Regions from separate parts of the Homo sapiens genome. Here all the other regions are linked to region 3. A link is an interaction called in ENCODE POLR2A ChIA-PET data of the cell type or tissue named here. Cell type or tissue: A673. All regions are shown on one strand.

What was found. Peaks named below come from ENCODE experiments on the same cell type or tissue, not always from the same donor. Only the 100,000 strongest peaks of a DNase experiment are listed, where the experiment ranks them.
Region 1: POLR2A ChIA-PET joins it to region 3 with 5 read pairs; 1 of 35 experiments calls an interaction of 5 or more read pairs at or near these places.
Region 2: POLR2A ChIA-PET joins it to region 3 with 8 read pairs; 2 of 35 experiments call an interaction of 5 or more read pairs at or near these places.

Annotation. Positions count from the first base shown.
Region 1 is chr18:52,666,682-52,669,181 of GRCh38, reverse strand. All of the region lies in intron 1 of DCC (DCC netrin 1 receptor), which reads right to left. Among named protein-coding and RNA genes, the nearest start is that of DCC, 330 kb to the right of the region's middle. In A673, no CTCF peak of the experiment used is centred here; a DNase peak (open chromatin) is centred at 1,561; H3K27ac peaks cover 1,639 bases.
Region 2 is chr18:51,325,675-51,328,174 of GRCh38, reverse strand. No RefSeq gene overlaps it. Among named protein-coding and RNA genes, the nearest start is that of LINC01630, 65 kb to the left of the region's middle. In A673, no CTCF peak of the experiment used is centred here; a DNase peak (open chromatin) is centred at 1,034; H3K27ac peaks cover 1,772 bases.
Region 3 is chr18:51,233,871-51,236,370 of GRCh38, reverse strand. No RefSeq gene overlaps it. Among named protein-coding and RNA genes, the nearest start is that of MEX3C, 37 kb to the right of the region's middle. In A673, no CTCF peak of the experiment used is centred here; DNase peaks (open chromatin) are centred at 940 and 1,490; H3K27ac peaks cover 1,984 bases.

The DNA.
Region 1 (2,500 bases), 1.4 Mb before region 3:
CCAGGAACAGACTCAGCACAAGAGGACAGCTTCAACTTCTCATGATTTCATTTCCTACCTAACCAATCAACACTCCTGGCTCACTGGTTTTCCCCTGCCCACCAAGTCATCCTTAAAAACTCTGATCCTCCAAATTCTCCGGGAGACTGATTTGAGTAATAACAAAACTCCAGGTCTCCAGTGCGGCCAGCTCTGCGTGAATTACTCTTTCTCTATTACAATTCCCCTGTCTTGATAAATCAGCTCTGCTAGGCAGCGGACAGGGTGAACCCACTGGGTGGTTACACCATGACCACAAGGCATGCATGTCTAACTGAAGAGACAAGAGTTGAGCACCAAAATAATTTGTTGAAGCTCTATATTTCATTTGAACCAAGCCAACCAACCATGGTAGAAAGATGAACTGTTCTTCACTTACAGAAACATCAACTTTCAGTAGGAACCTCTGTCAAATTGATCAGATATTGGAAATATTTGTTTTAACCAAGGCTTCCATTATTTGAGAAGTTCACAAAGAAAAAGCCATTACTCTGCTCTTCCATCAAAGATGGCTTTGGGGGCTGGGTAGCACACTGTTCTAAACCCACATAGAATTTCCCAGAGTATTATGTTCTTATTACATTTTGATATTTATTCTTTCATCTCTAAATTCATAGCATAGACTAGCACATCAGACACTTTCAAGATGAGAGATCATCTTGTGAACTAACAGCACTTAATTAAATTTTTCTTTTGCCGATTTTTCTCTTTTCTGGTTATCACAAAAATGTAGTCTGAGTAGATGTGAAAATGCCCTTTTTGTTCTGTACCTCCTGTCCATGAATTAGAGCTTTAAAATCTAAAATCTTATTAGCTTATTCTCCCAAACTTCAAATTAAGTTTTTAATCCTGCTTTATTTTGAATATATTGAAAATAAAAAACAAGTCGGGGAGCCCCACTCTCTGAAATTCTCAAACACATGAGATTACCTGAAACCATCAAAAAGTCACCTCTTTTCCATTGTCTACACAACCTCCATCCTGAAATTAATATTCAATTAATGCAAATATCTCTGCCTGACTTTCCGGAAAGCTGGCAACCTCATGCTTCCCTCCTGCTTTGACAGACTCACTGTTTTTTTTTGTTGTTGTTTTTTTTTCCTTCTCTACTCGTTAAGGAAAGAAAAATAGTGGGAAAAGTAAGGGGTTAAAAAGACGCCCCTCAATGAATGTGTTTAATAGCTGACATGTCTTCTTTCTTTTTTGTTTAAACTGGCACATACTCAGTGTGGCATTGTTCACTTTGAAGTGGTTTTCCATTGTTCTCTTACCAGCCTTTATCAAGGCCTACTGACAGATGACCTATCAAATGCTTCCTCCTTTGTCTTCTAACCTCCTTACCACCCCTAATTTCTTTTACTTTCTTTCTTTCTTTCTTTGCTTAGGGAAGGCACAATCTGCTCACCCTCCAGCTCTTCCCCCTCCAGGGGAAGCAGTTGGTAAGCCTGGACCCTCCCAAAGCCAGGGGCTGTTATGCAGAGCGTGACTGGATCCCAATTATTCAAGAAGAAGCAGTGCATAAATTAGTAGATCGTGTTTCTAAAGCTGTCATGGATAAATTGTTCTTATTTCCTGAAACTGTCATAGGAAAGGAGTGGGATTCTAAGATAGCTTTGACACCCCTGTTGCTCCTTGAAGACAAAGAAGCCCTAATGTCTCCTGCAAGGTCTGAGCCTGGAACAGGCTTACAACAGGCCAAAGTCAAAATGAAGATTTAGGAAATAAAATAGAACTCGTGTCATGGTTGGAAGGCAAGTTTCAAATCAAAATAGATAAGACATATATCAATAATAATACTTGTTTCATGAATCACCTGCAGTATTTATGCTTAGGATGCTTGGATGACATTGTCACTGGCATATATCATCTACTACCATTTGGGGGTTGGGGCAAACCAACTCCTAATTCCACCAAAGTTACCTTCAGCCCTGGGAAGGCTGCTAGGCTGAAGCGACAAACTGAGCTTTCTCAAATCTTCCTGCACACAAGCCTGCTCAAAGTCCCTCTCCTCATTTGGGCCTATCTTCAGTCTCAACAGATACTGGCTCTATTCCATATCCTCCCTTGTAACTGTAATCCCTCCCTTTGCCCCTCAAATTTTGACTCACAGATTGTACCTTCTGGCATAGTCAACATAACTTTTACAGAATTCAATTTCGTTCTTATTAGATGATCCCTGATACCAACAAACACATATACAGATGTATATACAATTATATGAGATAATTTTAATTATTTTTCATCAAAATACCTGGGAGTATTTCTGAGGAAAAAAAAGTATTTTCTGGGGAAAAAAGTATTTTCTTCAAATTATAAGCAGAGGTAATTCTAAAAATGAACTTCTGTAGAATAGATCCTCTTCAAAGGTAGTAGAAGTGACATGTCATGATTTATGGCTGGTGACATACTAACAAGTTATTTTCTTTAGACAAATTGATTCTGTGCTTTCCAATTTTTGAGA
Region 2 (2,500 bases), 92 kb before region 3:
TCCTGATGCAGTAATTCCATTTATATAATTTAAGAAACAACTTTGGGCCGGGCGCAGTGGCTCACACCTATAATCCCAGCACTTTGGGAAGCCAAGGCAGGTGGATCATGAAGTCAGGAGTTCGAGACCAGCCTGGCCAAGATGGTGAAACCCCGTCTCTACTAAAAATACAAAAATTAGGTGGCTGCGGTGGTGGGTGCCTGTAATCCCAATTACTCGGGAGGCTGAGGCAGGAGAATCACTTGAACAGGCAGGCAGAGGTTGCAGTGAACCGAGATCACGCCACTGAACTCTAGCCTGGGTGACAGAGCAAGACTCCGTCTCAAAAAATAATAATAATAATAATAATAATAATAATAATAATAACTTTGTGTTGTTTCAAGTCACTAAATTTATGGTCATTTGTGAGAGCAGCTATAGGAAATTAATATATTCACTGATGTATCAAACTCACCATGAGGGCACTGACTCTAAAGCAAGGTCCTGGGCCCACTTCAGATCCACTTCATCAGAATCTCTGAAAGGTAGAAACTTGAAAGCCCCTAATGAGTCTTATACACACTGCATGTGGAAAACCCCAGCCAAAAGAGAAGGCCTGCTGGCCAGGAGACCTGTTCCTCACTGGCTGCAGGACGTGCACAAGTCACTTCCCCACTGGAGGTCTATTTCTTCTTCAGAGCTCAAGCTGACCCCACTGTCCTCCTTGTCTTAATACTGTTAGGGTGTTAAGTTGCAGTTGAGACCTCAATTTAACACAAATTTCCATGTTTCTTTGTTTAAGTGTCCTCTTCCTGGCTACATTGTAAACTATAATTCCAAACCTAACAAAATGTAGGACACAGGACACACAAAAATATGCTGGACATCCCTAATCATTAGAAAAGTGCAAATTAAAACCACAATGACATACACCTCATACCCATCAGGAGGGAGGGAGGAAGGAAGGAAGGAAGGAAGGAAGGAAGGAAGGAAGGAAGGAAGGAAGGGAGGAAGGAAGGTTGGTTTGGTAAGGATATGGAAAAATTGGAACCGTTGTGTACTGTTGGTGGGAATGTAAAATGATGCAGCCACTACAGAAAACAGTAGAGTAGTTCAACAAAAACTAAAAATAAAATTGTCATATGATCCAGCAACTCCAATTCTGGGTATATAACCCAGAGAATTAAAAGCAGGATCTCCAACGATATTTGTACACCCATGTTCATAGTAGCATTATTGTTGATAACCAAAAAGTGGAAGCAGACCGGGGGCAGTGGCTCACACCTGTAATCCCAGCACTTTGGAAGGCCAAGACGGGTGGATCACTTGAGGTGAGGAGCTCGAGACCAGCCTGGCCAACATGGTGAAACCTCATCTCTACTAAAAATCCAAAAAAAAACAAAAACAAAAAAAAATTTAGCAGGGTGTCGTGGTGCACGCCTGTTATCCCAATTACTCAGGAGGCGGAGGCAGGAGAATCACTTGAACCTGGGAAGCAGAGGTTGCAGTAAGCTGAAATCGTGCTACTGCACTCCAGCCTCCTGGGTGACTGAGTGAGACTCTGTCTCAAAAAAAAAAAAAAAAAAAAAAAGGTGGAAGCAAACCTAGTGTCCATCAACAGATGGATAAGTAAATGTGGTACATACGTATAATGAAATATAATTTGGCCTTAAAGGAAGGAAATTCTGGCATTCTACAACATGAATGAACTTTGAGAACATTGTGCTAAGTGAAATAAGCTAGTCACAAAAGAAAATGCTGTAAGATTCCACTTATATGAGTTACCTAAGGGTAGTCAAATTCATAGACACAGAAAGTAGAATGGTAGTTGTCAGGGACTGGAAGAAGAGGAGAATGGGAAGTTACTGTTTAATAGGTAGAGAGATTCCATCGTATAAGACGAAAAGAGTTCTGGAGCTTGATGGTGCTGATAACACAACAATGTGAATGTACTTAATGCTATTGAACTGTACACTTAGAAATGGTTAAAATGATGCATTTTGTGTAATGTGGAATATACAACAATGAATTTTTTTTTAAATGTAGACCACAAGAATGGTACTCACTAACTCTGCAGTTTAAATGTAGACCCTACAAGGGCTAAATAAATGTTAGTTAGCTGACGTTGGAGGAAGGAGAAATATAAGGGTTGAGCTTTTGCTTCCCCCAGAATAAAGCAAAATGTGGCTGAGCCCGAATCCCACTGCTGTCCTCATGTCACCATCATCTCCGACAGACAAGGCAAACATCCCTGTGTGTTTCCCCACACCCTCCTCAGTTCTGGGTCTGTGAGTTCTCTCCATTCACAGGAAAACAATACTCCTCACTGCAGACTCACTGTGTGGGGGACACAGCATAGGCCATGCTGGGCTCGTGTCTGTCACAAGTATTACACTGGAGGGATGGGAAAGAGTGACACTGGACGGAATCATCCCCCTGCCTTCTCAGCCCAGACTCCACATTTATCCATGAGCACGCCAGCTGAGTCACATCCTCTGCTTTCTAATTAACCTCTTAGCCC
Region 3 (2,500 bases):
ATTGCCGAAGGGACTCTACGGTCCATAGCCAATCAGCTTCCATGATTCAGAGGCCCATTGTCTGGTTTGAGGCTTATTTGGATCTTTAGCTTTTTTCTGTGCCCCACCTTTTGACTATCCTACAAAATACCTCCACCAAAAAAGGAAAAGAATAAAAACATAAATCAATCTACTACTTGTTAACAACTTTACCAAAATAATAGCAATTGTTAGCTACCATAGCCAACAGGCAAATAATTTTATGTGTTTCAAGAAACTTAAAAACTGAAAAGCATCTTAGCCATCATCTAGTCTAAACCACACATTTTACAGATGAGAAAAGTGAGGTTTAGTGAGGTGAAAATGACTTGCTTAAGGTACACAGCCAGTTCCTGGAAAATCCAACCCCAAAAAGTTCATGTGTTCCAGCACCTGGTCTGAAGCTGTTTCCACCTGTTATCTTTCATCCTTAAATTATTTTCAAAACTGTGCTGATATGCTTGTGTAAGAACATCATCAGCCTAATAAAAGTATGTATTTTTTTCCTAATAATGGTTTGGCTTCATCTGCTCTATCCGGACTCTGATATTGTTTAGACCTATGACCTTGGGAGTAGAGCTTCTAAGCAGAAAACTGAGGGAAGAGACTGAAATCTAAGAAAATCTAAATGCCAGTTTAGAACTGCCCTGGAGGGTGTATTTCTTACCCAGCCCTCCCTGCCACCATCAGTTTCCAGTCACATCCCCAGGAACACTTGTCGTCAGACTTTTTTTTTTTTTTTTGGTAACATTCTGTCCCTCCCTTTCCACTCCCATCTGCAGCCAAAATGATTCTTAGAGCTTATCTCAGACACATGCCCAACCTAATTCTACCCAGGAAATAGCTGTCAGCAAATTTCCTTGGGGGTTTGTAATTCCCTTTAACTTAAGTAGGTCGTTGCACTAAAGGAAGTATAAAGATGGAATGAATGAGAATAAGCTGCTGGATGGGGCTTGTGTGAGATCTGTGAAAATGGAGGGAAGATGGGCAGAGTGGCAGGGTGAGGCCAGCAAGGGAAGTCCCCCTGGGAGCTTTTGGATGACTCAGACCTCACAGCCTTACTAGTCAGACAGGCTGACAGAGTCAGAAAGAGTGAATGTTTAAGGGACCCTAATCCTAACGACGTGGAGTCACTGTTCTGCCTGCGTCTATACATATTTCTTCTCAAAGAAAGAAGGGCTCCGAAGAGCACAAGAGACAAGCTATATGGGAAGATGCCATTTTGCAAGTTGAGAAGAGGTGCTTGGGGCTGAAAAGGTGGAGATGGATGACCTGCAATGCAGAGGTCTTATTAACATAGTTGACTTGCTTCCAACAAAAACCAAATGATCCCTTTCTCACCAAGCTGCCCGATCTCCCTTTGAAAAGTCCATTCGGATAAGTAGAGACCTAAAATCCACAAAATAAACATCCCCGGTTGGATGCAGTGTCTTGGGTAAGACACCTTGTGGGGTTAGGCTGAGTAACACCAGAGTAAAATGATAAGGATTATCTTTCAGGGAGAAGGAGGGAGGAGTCACCAGGGGGAAGAAACATTGTGGGAAAGTGAATATTGCTGACAGGCACAACCCTGGCATATTCTTACATGAGTGCCCTGAGACTCTCTGACATAGATGGCCTTGACCTTCTCTCAAAACCTCCTAGAAGCCTGCTTCCTGTCAAGTGCAGCAAAGCCTACCCCACCACCCCCAGCACACACCCCACCTCATCACAGGATATGGTCTTGTTTGCCATTGCTTAGCCACGGCAACTGTACCTACCAGGCTATAGGTATTTTACCTGTGAAGAGATAGAAACAAGCTGTCTCATTAAACGTGGGTTTACCACTGTTGCCCCTAAAATTTTGACTCTTAGGATACATGGTGACATACGCTAGAAATCTATTGATAAGGTGAGGTTGCTCCCTAAGACTCCTCTGCTCTGTAGTACACACACATCCAGGCATTCATTCATGTATTAAAAATTGTGCAGTGCTTATTAAGCAACAGGCAGTGCAAGCAGGAATATACAAGGGTGAGAAAACTGCCCTCTTGAACCACATACTGCAGTCAGGAGAAGCACTGTCCCGGAGAAATAACAACGTGAGTCATACATGTAATTTTTTTTTCTTTTTTTGAGATGGAGTCTCACTCTGTTGCCCAGGCTAGAGTGCAGTGCCACGATCTCGGCTCACTGCAACCTCCACCTCCCAGGTTCAAGCGATCTCATGCCTCAGCCTCCCAAGTAGCTGGGATTACAGGCACCCACTGCTATGCCTGGCTAATTTTTGTATTTTTAGTAGAGACGGGGTTTCACCATGTTGGCCAGGCTGGTCTCGAACTCCCGGCCTCATGTGATCCACCCTCCTTGGCCTGCCAAAGTGCTGGGATTACAGGCATGAGCCACGCACACCCAGCCTAGTAGCCATGTTTTAAAAGGATAGAAAGAAACAACTGAAATTGATCCTAACAATATATTTTAGTTAATACAATATACCCAAATT